Regions from separate parts of the Homo sapiens genome. Here all the other regions are linked to region 3. Evidence: chromatin contacts called from ENCODE Hi-C or POLR2A ChIA-PET data. All regions are on one chromosome and are shown on one strand. The core of a region is the stretch at or near the end of the contact, and the rest is flanking DNA. Distances in the headings are between cores, read along the strand shown.

Region 1 (2,897 bases), core at 197-2,696, 170 kb after region 3:
ATCCTTTATTTAAAGTTAAACTATAAGCTAAATTCCTTCCACAATTAGCTTCGCCTACACCCAGGAATGAGCAAACACAGTTAGCTTGTTAAGTTAGAAGTATGGCAGTGTCAGCTAGGTTACATTTCTCTCACTGTCATAATTTTTGCAAAGGTAGTTTCATTCTCAATGCACCACACCCAAGGTAGAACTTCCTTTTTACAAGAAAGTGTTGGGTGGGAGAAGGAAGCTTCCTCCTCCCAGTTGTATTCACCTAAGACTTAGCCTTAGCAACAGACAGCTACGGGCAGGACCAAAAAAGCTCAAGTTATGTCCTATTGCAATGAAAGCCCTGCAGCTGACACCTAAGGAATATAAAGAGTCATATTCTTGGCTGCAGCGTCTGGAGTAGAGTCTCTGCCTCACTGAGCTGGGAGGGGCAAGGAAAGTAGTAGTTTCAGTTCAAATGTCACAGACTCACCTCTCTTGACAGATATTCATAATTTCCTCTAATAGGTATTTCTTTATTTACCATTTGCCCTTAGGACCATTTCCAGAGAATTTAAGTGGTTGTTTCTTTACACACAATTTTCACCAGTTTCACTGAGGAGTGGCTCAGCAGAGTTTCCCACACTGCCATTCTAGAAGTCAATCTATTTCACTTGTATTTATTGTTCAGCTATATATGTTACTTACAAGACTCTTCTTTGCTTTCCACTCCTAATTTTCTGTTTTCCTATAGCTAACTCTGTCTCTCTCCTTTGAAACACTGACTTCCAACTTTATATCAGTCCTCTCAAGTTTTCAAACTCTTAGTTTCTATGAGATTTAGAAATCGGGCTTTTGTTTGTGCTGATGTTTACAGTGAATATTCAAGACTCTGATATTGGCTATAATTTTTTTTTAGAGTTAAAGTCTTCCTTTGTTGCTCAGGCTGGATTGCAGTGGCACAATTTTAACTTACTGTGGCCTTGAACTCCCAGGCTCATGCAATTCTCCCACCTCAGCTTCCTCAGTAGCTGGGACTACAGGAACGTGCCACCACAATCAGATAATTTGATTTATTTATTTATTGCAGAGACAGAATATTGCTATGTTGCCCAACCTGATCCTGAGCTCTTGGTCGCAAGTTATCCTCCCAGCTCAGTCTCCTAAAGCACTGAGATTGCAGGCATGAGCCATGACAACCGGCCTTGAGTATAATTTTAATCTAAGGCTTCAGGAAAGAGAGCATGCTTCTCCACCACTGTCCTCTTCCATTTTTTTGTCTGTGGGTTAGTTCAGGTTCAGGAGGAAGAGACAGGGATGGCAAAGTTGGAAAGAGAAAATGTTACTTCATTCTAAAATCTACACAGTTTGTGAATTCAAGGGAAGCCATTAGTAGGAGTTCCTATTGCTGTGCAGCTGATTTGTTTTGAGGTAGTCACCCTTTGTTGAAGCCTGGCTGGCTTCCTTGAAAACAATCAGCAAGTGACTAACCAGGCATAGTAAGACTGGTGCTGACACAGGAAACCACCAAATGATGAGAGACCTGGGGATGCCCAAAGGAAGTCAATAAAAGCATACTCTCAAATTCTTCCAGATTTTGGCTTGCAAAGCCTCCCAAGACTTCTGGAAATCCTTCCTAAATGCTACTAGGAATGTTCCAGCCAAAGGGCTCTGAGAAATGATTCTTTAAAATCTTGGATGCTTAAGTTTACAAAACCCAGTAAGTTTTTACTTCCAGTTGAAACTGTGCATGAAAAAGATGTTTTCAGAAAGAGTTCTCAGATAATTCTATTTGTGAATAATAGTAGTAATGTAATGGTTATTCTCCATTTGTCTCTCCAAAATCCATTCTCTGTCCTCTCCTGGCTCTATATTGCCAGAGGCTGACTCATGCAGATTCGTTAGCATGCTCCAGAACCTTGCTGGTTAGTTAGCTTCCGGTTGAGTTAGGCCATTGGAAGGCATTAACATGAAATTGGAGCATGTGAGAAAAGAAAAGATGAGTTATTTCTTCCCTGTCCTCTCCTTGCTACACCATTGTCTCTGTGTCAGTAGCTGTTTCTGTAGGTCTCACACTGGGCCCTTCTTCCAAGGTTCTGGTCCTTAGCAGACTGTAGAAACACTAATTCCTCTCCTAAAATCTTCTTGTTATGCTGGTTTCTGTGTCCCTCACTCTCTCGTTTGTTCTCATCACCTGGTCCACATCTTTGTAGCACTCCCTTACCTGAGGATGGGGCAATTATTTCCAAGACCACCAGTGGATGGCTAAAATCACAGATAATACCAAATGCTGTATATACTATGTTTTCTCTGATACATACATACCTCTGAAAATAATTGATTTATAAATTAGACACTGCAAGAGATGAACAATAAGATAAAATAGAACACATATAACAATATACTGTGCACTCCCCTATATATACACATGTACATATATTATATATATACATATAAAGGGGAATTTGTTAAGTATTAACTTACACAATCACAAGGTGTCACAATAGGCTGTCTGCAAGCTGAGGAGCCAGGAGAGCTAGTCCAAGTCCCAAAACTGAAGAATTTTGAGTCTGATGATAGAGGGCAGGAACCATCCAGCATGGGAGAAAGATGTAGGCTGGGAGGCTGGGCCAGTCTCTCCTTTTCACATTTTTCTGCTTCCTTTATATTTGCTGGCAGCTGATTAGATTGTGCCCACCAGATTAAGGGTGGATCTGCTTTCCCCAGCCCACTGACTCAAATGTTAATCTCTACTGGCAACACCCTCACAGACACACCCAGGATCAATACTTTGTATCCTTCAATCCAGTCAAGTTGACACTCAGTATTAACTATCACAACTCCACCCCTTGTCAACTTGAACCCATATATATCTCCTGAGATCATACATAATCTTCAAATAAAGACAATAATAAGGTCATAATTACACT
Region 2 (2,746 bases), core at 119-2,618, 200 kb after region 3:
GCGCCTTTCTTCCCTTCGGGTGTCTCATAGGAAGATTCTGAGATGTAGTCTGGAATGAAGTTAAACAGATAGGTGAGGATAAAGCGAGGAAACTTGCTTGTTTGCTGTATTCCCTCCAAATCAGGAGGGAAAGTTAGATCAGGTTGGTCATTCTTTTCTCAGGCACTCAGGCCCTGAGAAATGAAGGTGGATTTGTCAAGGGGATGGTGGCAAACTGGCTTGGGGGCGATGCTGAGTAATCATGTGGTGTGCGTGTGTGTGTGTGTGTGCGTGCGTGCGTGTGTGTGGTGTTTGCTCACTAAGCAGGGTCGTCCCCTTACACATGCCTGGAATGCAGCCAACGTTTCCAGTTTGAGTTCCCCTATGTGGCGCATCTGCGTTTCCGCTGCCCCAAGAGACTTCACAGCGCTGATATAAGTCCCCAAGACGAACAAGGCGGCGGCGTGGGCACCAAGGACCACGGGGGCGGCGGCGGCGGTGGCAAAGACCAGCAGCAGCAGCAGCAGGAGGCACCTTTAGGCCCGGGTCCCAAGTTTTGCAAAGCCGGCCCCCTCCACCACTACCCATCCCCCTCCCCGGAAAGCAGCAACCCATCCGCTGCCGCCGGCGGCAGCAGCGCGAAGCCATCCACAGACTTCCACAACCTGGCCAGGGAGCTGGAAAACTCCCGGGGAGGCAGCAGCTGCTCCCCAGCCCAGAGCCTCAGCAGCGGTAGCGGCAGCGGCGGCGGCGGCGGCCACCAGGAGGCGGAGCTGAGTCCCGACGGCATCGCCACGGGCGGCGGCAAAGGAAAGAGGAAATTCCCGGAGGAGGCGGCGGAGGGCGGCGGTGGCGCTGGTCTGGTAGGGGGCCGGGGCCGCTTCGTAGAGCGGCCCCTCCCGGCCTCCAAGGAGGATCTGGTGTGCACACCGCAGCAGTACCGAGCCTCGGGCAGCTACTTCGGCCTGGAAGAGAACGGCCGCCTCTTCGCGCCGCCAAGTCCCGAGACGGGCGAGGCGAAGCGCAGCGCCTTCGTGGAGGTGAAGAAGGCTGCCCGCGCGGCCAGCCTGCAGGAGGAGGGGACAGCCGACGGCGCGGGAGTCGCCTCCGAGGACCAGGACGCTGGCGGCGGCGGCGGCTCCTCCACGCCCGCGGCCGCGTCACCGGTGGGCGCCGAGAAGCTGCTGGCCCCGCGGCCTGGGGGCCCGCTGCCCAGCCGGCTCGAGGGCGGCAGTCCTGCGAGGGGCAGCGCCTTCACTTCGGTGCCGCAGCTGGGCAGCGCGGGCAGCACCAGCGGTGGGGGCGGAACGGGCGCCGGGGCCGCAGGCGGCGCGGGCGGGGGCCAGGGCGCCGCGTCGGACGAGCGCAAAAGCGCCTTCTCGCAGCCAGCACGCTCTTTCTCGCAGCTGTCCCCGCTGGTGCTGGGCCAGAAGCTGGGCGCGCTCGAGCCATGCCACCCCGCCGACGGCGTGGGCCCCACCAGACTCTATCCCGCCGCCGCGGACCCTCTAGCGGTGAAGCTCCAGGGGGCCGCGGACCTGAACGGAGGTTGCGGGTCCCTGCCGAGCGGCGGCGGCGGCCTGCCTAAGCAGAGCCCCTTCCTGTACGCCACCGCCTTCTGGCCCAAGAGCTCCGCTGCCGCTGCAGCCGCGGCTGCGGCGGCGGCCGCGGGGCCCTTGCAGCTGCAGCTGCCCTCGGCGCTCACGCTGCTGCCGCCCTCCTTCACCTCGCTGTGTCTGCCCGCGCAGAACTGGTGCGCCAAGTGCAATGCCTCCTTCCGCATGACCTCCGACCTGGTGTACCATATGAGGTCGCACCACAAAAAGGAGTATGCGATGGAGCCCTTGGTGAAGCGGCGGCGAGAGGAGAAACTCAAGTGCCCCATCTGCAATGAGTCCTTCAGGGAGCGCCACCACCTCTCCAGGCACATGACCTCGCATAATTGACTCGGAAAGGACCCCAGCTTTCCACGCGCGCGCAAGCACAGTTAAGCCACCTGCAGGAATAAACACGCGAGAACATCCACCGCTTCCTTGCACCCCGAAACCCTGCACAAAGACACATACATTCACCGCCCCCCCGCCCCCCCAACGCGCACACACACGTCCTCTCCTCCCAGGAACCTCATTCAAATATTTACCCGGGACACACACCCCCCCCCACACACACACACAGACACACTCACACACAAGAGCCAGGATGGTGGAGTTTTGATTGGGTGGGTTGTTTGAGGGGGTTTTCTTTTGAATGCACGCATTTTCACTTTCCCCAAAACAAAGGTACATTTTTTAAAATGTCATATATTGCAACATATTGATGCATTTGTCATACGTTTCTACTTAAATTATTAAGCACTTACGATTTAGATGTAATAATTATATGTAAGGGCAAAATTTATTTTAGATATAAAGTAAAGGAGGAGGGTGAGATGCTTTCTGCATTTCTTGATGACAGTTTGTGTTCCTACAAAAATAAACAAAATGAATAAAAAGGGATCACCATTCAATTTGAGTTTCCAGGGGGAAGTGCATGTATAATGAAATGATAATGGACTTCAATGAAGAATGTCATCAATTATGTACATATGTATTTTCTTTTAATACAAAGTGTAATTTTGTGCCAGTGAAATGGAGTCTGAATAGTTATGTGTTTCTTTTATCCCTGGAAATATTTATTAAACTTTATAGTTTATCCGAGTATGTTGGATGCTTTGACAATAAATGACTATTTTCTTCAAAGCAAATATTTGGAAAGTTTTTAAATTTTA
Region 3 (2,754 bases), core at 65-2,564:
TGTTAATGGAACTCAGTTGGATACAGTCTTAAATAATTTTTGCCAGGACTAGACTTTAGCACTACTGTGAAGCCAGCAAAGTTTCTTTCAGGTAATTAGACTGATCGAATCTCTCCAGTGGCTTCTCGTCATCCCTGGGAAGAGATCAGACTTTCTATTACAAGACATAGGAGGTCCTCCCCTATGGGTTCATGCCAAAATCCAAACCATCATTCACCTAGCACAGTAGGTCTCAGCCTAGCACTTCTGAAAACATGTCAGAATAACTCATGATTCCACATGCACTTCATCTGAAATGTCATTCAAGAACTGTCAACATCTTATTCATGACTCAGAACTGAATTGGGAGTCATCAGGTCAGTCAGGTTTCTCTGAAATGCTCCCTTTAGTCTTGGCAAACCCTTCCTCCTTTATGTTTCTACTGTTCTTTACACACGCCGCTATTAGGACTTCAGTTACCTTCCATTTACACTTATTTGCACACATTTCTATGTTTCCATATTAAAATGTGAATTTCCATATCATATTATAAGCACTTTTGTATCCCCAGTTCCTAGCACAGTACTGACACCTACTAGATAATCAATATTAGCCAAGGGCTGAATTCAGAATTTCACCTCTCCTTTCTTCCTGCTTTAAAATCTACTTTAGAAAACGTTTGCTATCATTCACTTATATGTAGGTATAAATATAAGTTCATACTTATATGAACTTATAAGGGCTAATTGCTTTTTAATCTATATTTCTAAGGGTAAAATAAAGGAAGTTTCCTCTATTAAATAAGTTCAGGAAATTAATAAGCATTTGTGATGTTTCTGAGGACGGGAAGCCTTTCTGACATCCTGATACTCCACCATTAAAGGGCTCCCTTTATGCCTCGTAGAAAGTAACTCCATGATTTGAGATCTGTAGAGTCCAAGGCTTTAGAGTACCATGTATCTAGTCTCTGATCTAGTCACCTGATGATTGGCTCCTCTCCTTAATATCCAAAATGACAGTCAAAACCCATATTTGAGCACATTTCATTTTGCATATGTCTTTTTAAAAATCATACACTTTGACACTTCTGAGCCCTCTGGTCAATACTAAATGAAATTGCAAAGTGATAATTTAAAAAAAGGAGGGGAAATGCACCACTGCAAAGTTTAAATTAAAAAACCAAGGAGCACAAATTACATTAGGGCATCTTTTTGCTTTTTAATGTGATACTCAAGAATGCTAGCCACCCTAAAATAGCCATAACTAGATAATCAAGATTACAACAGGAAACTGAGCATAAATTGCTATGGCAGGAAACTGATTAGTTCAGCAAAGAGACAGGATGCGTCTTGTCTCTACTGTTATCTGAGTTAATTCTATGCCTCCTCCATGGGCCAACTGCTCTGAGATAAAGGATTGTCAAGTTGCCTCATGAAAGCAAACTGAAGTACAACTAATAATAAACGCAGGGCTAAAACAAAGCACATCTGAAATTGCAAGGATGATGAAATCAGTCAGCAAACATGAGAGCGGCGGGAAAAGGCAGTCTTGCAGTATTATGTAAAACATTACCATGAACTACACAATATTAAGTTCTACACAATGTGCTTATAATAAAAGGAATATTCTCAAAATAAATAGTAGGCATGATTTGGAAGAGGGCTTCCTTAAGATAATTTTTTTTCTATGAAACCTGAACAATCTAAATTGGATTGCTTGAAATGTGTAGAATGATACCCCCCACCAACATCTCCATAACTTAATTACCTGGTACTGTGAATATGTTATCTTAATGGCAAAAGGGATTTTGCAGAAGTGATTAAGGTTCAGGATCTTGAGATGGGAGATGATCCTGGATTAGCTAAGTGCGTCCAATCTAATCCCATGGTTCCTTAAAACTGGAGGACCTTTCCCAGCTGGGTTCAGAGTTAGAGGGAGATGTGACTACAGAAAAATGGTTGAAAAGATGCAACACATCTGGCTTTGCAGATAGAGAAAGGGGGGTATGAGGCAAAGAATCTGAGTAGCCTTTAGAAGCTGGAAAAGGCAAAGGAATGGCTTCTTCCTTAGAGCATTCAGAAAGAAACACATCCCTTCCAACACATTTTAGTCCACGTAAACCCAGTGAGACTCATGTGAAAGCTGTGATTAGACAGCTGTTAGATAATAAATTTGTGTTGCTTTTAGTCAACATATGTGTGGCAATTTGTTACAGCAGCAATAGATAACTGATATACACCCATATTCTTTCACAGGCTTTATACAAACACAAAAAATGACACAAACTGAAACTCCTCGTCATTACTCCAAAAGTAGCAGTTTAACAGATATGCTGACAATTGTGCATGACTAATTTCCGAACAAATATTTTTCAGTAGCAAACAGAGAAGGTCATGAAATGGTAGACCCTTCAAAGAGGAAATGAATAATTAAATGAGCACTTAAAAAAACTGACAAATTATCAACTCCTCTCAATGAACCCAAAAGAAAACATCATTCAATTTACTTGAATTTCTCTTGCACTTGAATGAAAATACCCTTTATCCCAACTACTTCCCCTATTTTTCTCTCCTCCTCTTCCCACAAACCTGATTTAAAAGTGCTTTTTAGATGAATTTTTTAAATAAATATTTACTGACCTGCATGTTTTCTAGAATTTATTATAGTAGTGAAGACAATTAAAATTCATTTTGCAAACTGAAACTTTGCTGTTATTAACATGGCATTTATTCATATTTCAGACCTTACTTTACATCTTTCTAATTTTTTTTAAGT

Evidence for each region. A loop is a pair of places that touch in the nucleus more often than their neighbours do. ChIA-PET counts read pairs that join two places held with the same protein, here RNA polymerase II (POLR2A). Pooled maps may share reads with other maps.
Region 1: a loop to region 3 is called in a pooled map, with 6 times the contacts of the local background. The contact joins two enhancer-like sites. A Hi-C loop is called at or near these places in 2 of 168 maps with a recorded cell type or tissue (CD4-positive, alpha-beta memory T cell and naive thymus-derived CD4-positive, alpha-beta T cell), 2 of 37 single-sample maps with no recorded cell type and 14 of 50 pooled maps. POLR2A ChIA-PET finds 5 or more read pairs at or near these places in 4 of 52 experiments (AG04450, activated CD4-positive, alpha-beta memory T cell, activated T-cell and 1 more).
Region 2: a loop to region 3 is called in a pooled map, with 2.7 times the contacts of the local background. The contact joins two enhancer-like sites. A Hi-C loop is called at or near these places in 1 of 168 maps with a recorded cell type or tissue (naive thymus-derived CD4-positive, alpha-beta T cell) and 6 of 50 pooled maps. POLR2A ChIA-PET finds 5 or more read pairs at or near these places in 3 of 52 experiments (AG04449, CD4-positive, alpha-beta memory T cell and activated CD4-positive, alpha-beta memory T cell).

The regions. Positions count from the first base shown.
Region 1 is chr4:80,172,130-80,175,026 of GRCh38, forward strand. No RefSeq gene overlaps it. Among named protein-coding and RNA genes, the nearest start is that of PRDM8-AS1, 24 kb to the right of the region's middle. Within about 2 kb of position 1,447, at least 5 of the 41 ENCODE cell types and tissues checked have a DNase peak (open chromatin) inside an H3K27ac peak, as active enhancers do.
Region 2 is chr4:80,201,608-80,204,353 of GRCh38, forward strand. PRDM8 (PR/SET domain 8) reads left to right here. Exons shown (of 4, transcript NM_001099403.2): 4 at 307-2,722. The coding sequence ends at 1,925. Among named protein-coding and RNA genes, the nearest start is that of PRDM8, 5.5 kb to the left of the region's middle. RefSeq lists an enhancer at 1-416 and silencers at 779-858, 1,319-1,418. Within about 2 kb of position 1,369, at least 26 of the 41 ENCODE cell types and tissues checked have a DNase peak (open chromatin) inside an H3K27ac peak, as active enhancers do.
Region 3 is chr4:80,005,742-80,008,495 of GRCh38, forward strand. All of the region lies in intron 12 of ANTXR2 (ANTXR cell adhesion molecule 2), which reads right to left. Among named protein-coding and RNA genes, the nearest start is that of ANTXR2, 66 kb to the right of the region's middle. Within about 2 kb of position 1,315, at least 7 of the 41 ENCODE cell types and tissues checked have a DNase peak (open chromatin) inside an H3K27ac peak, as active enhancers do.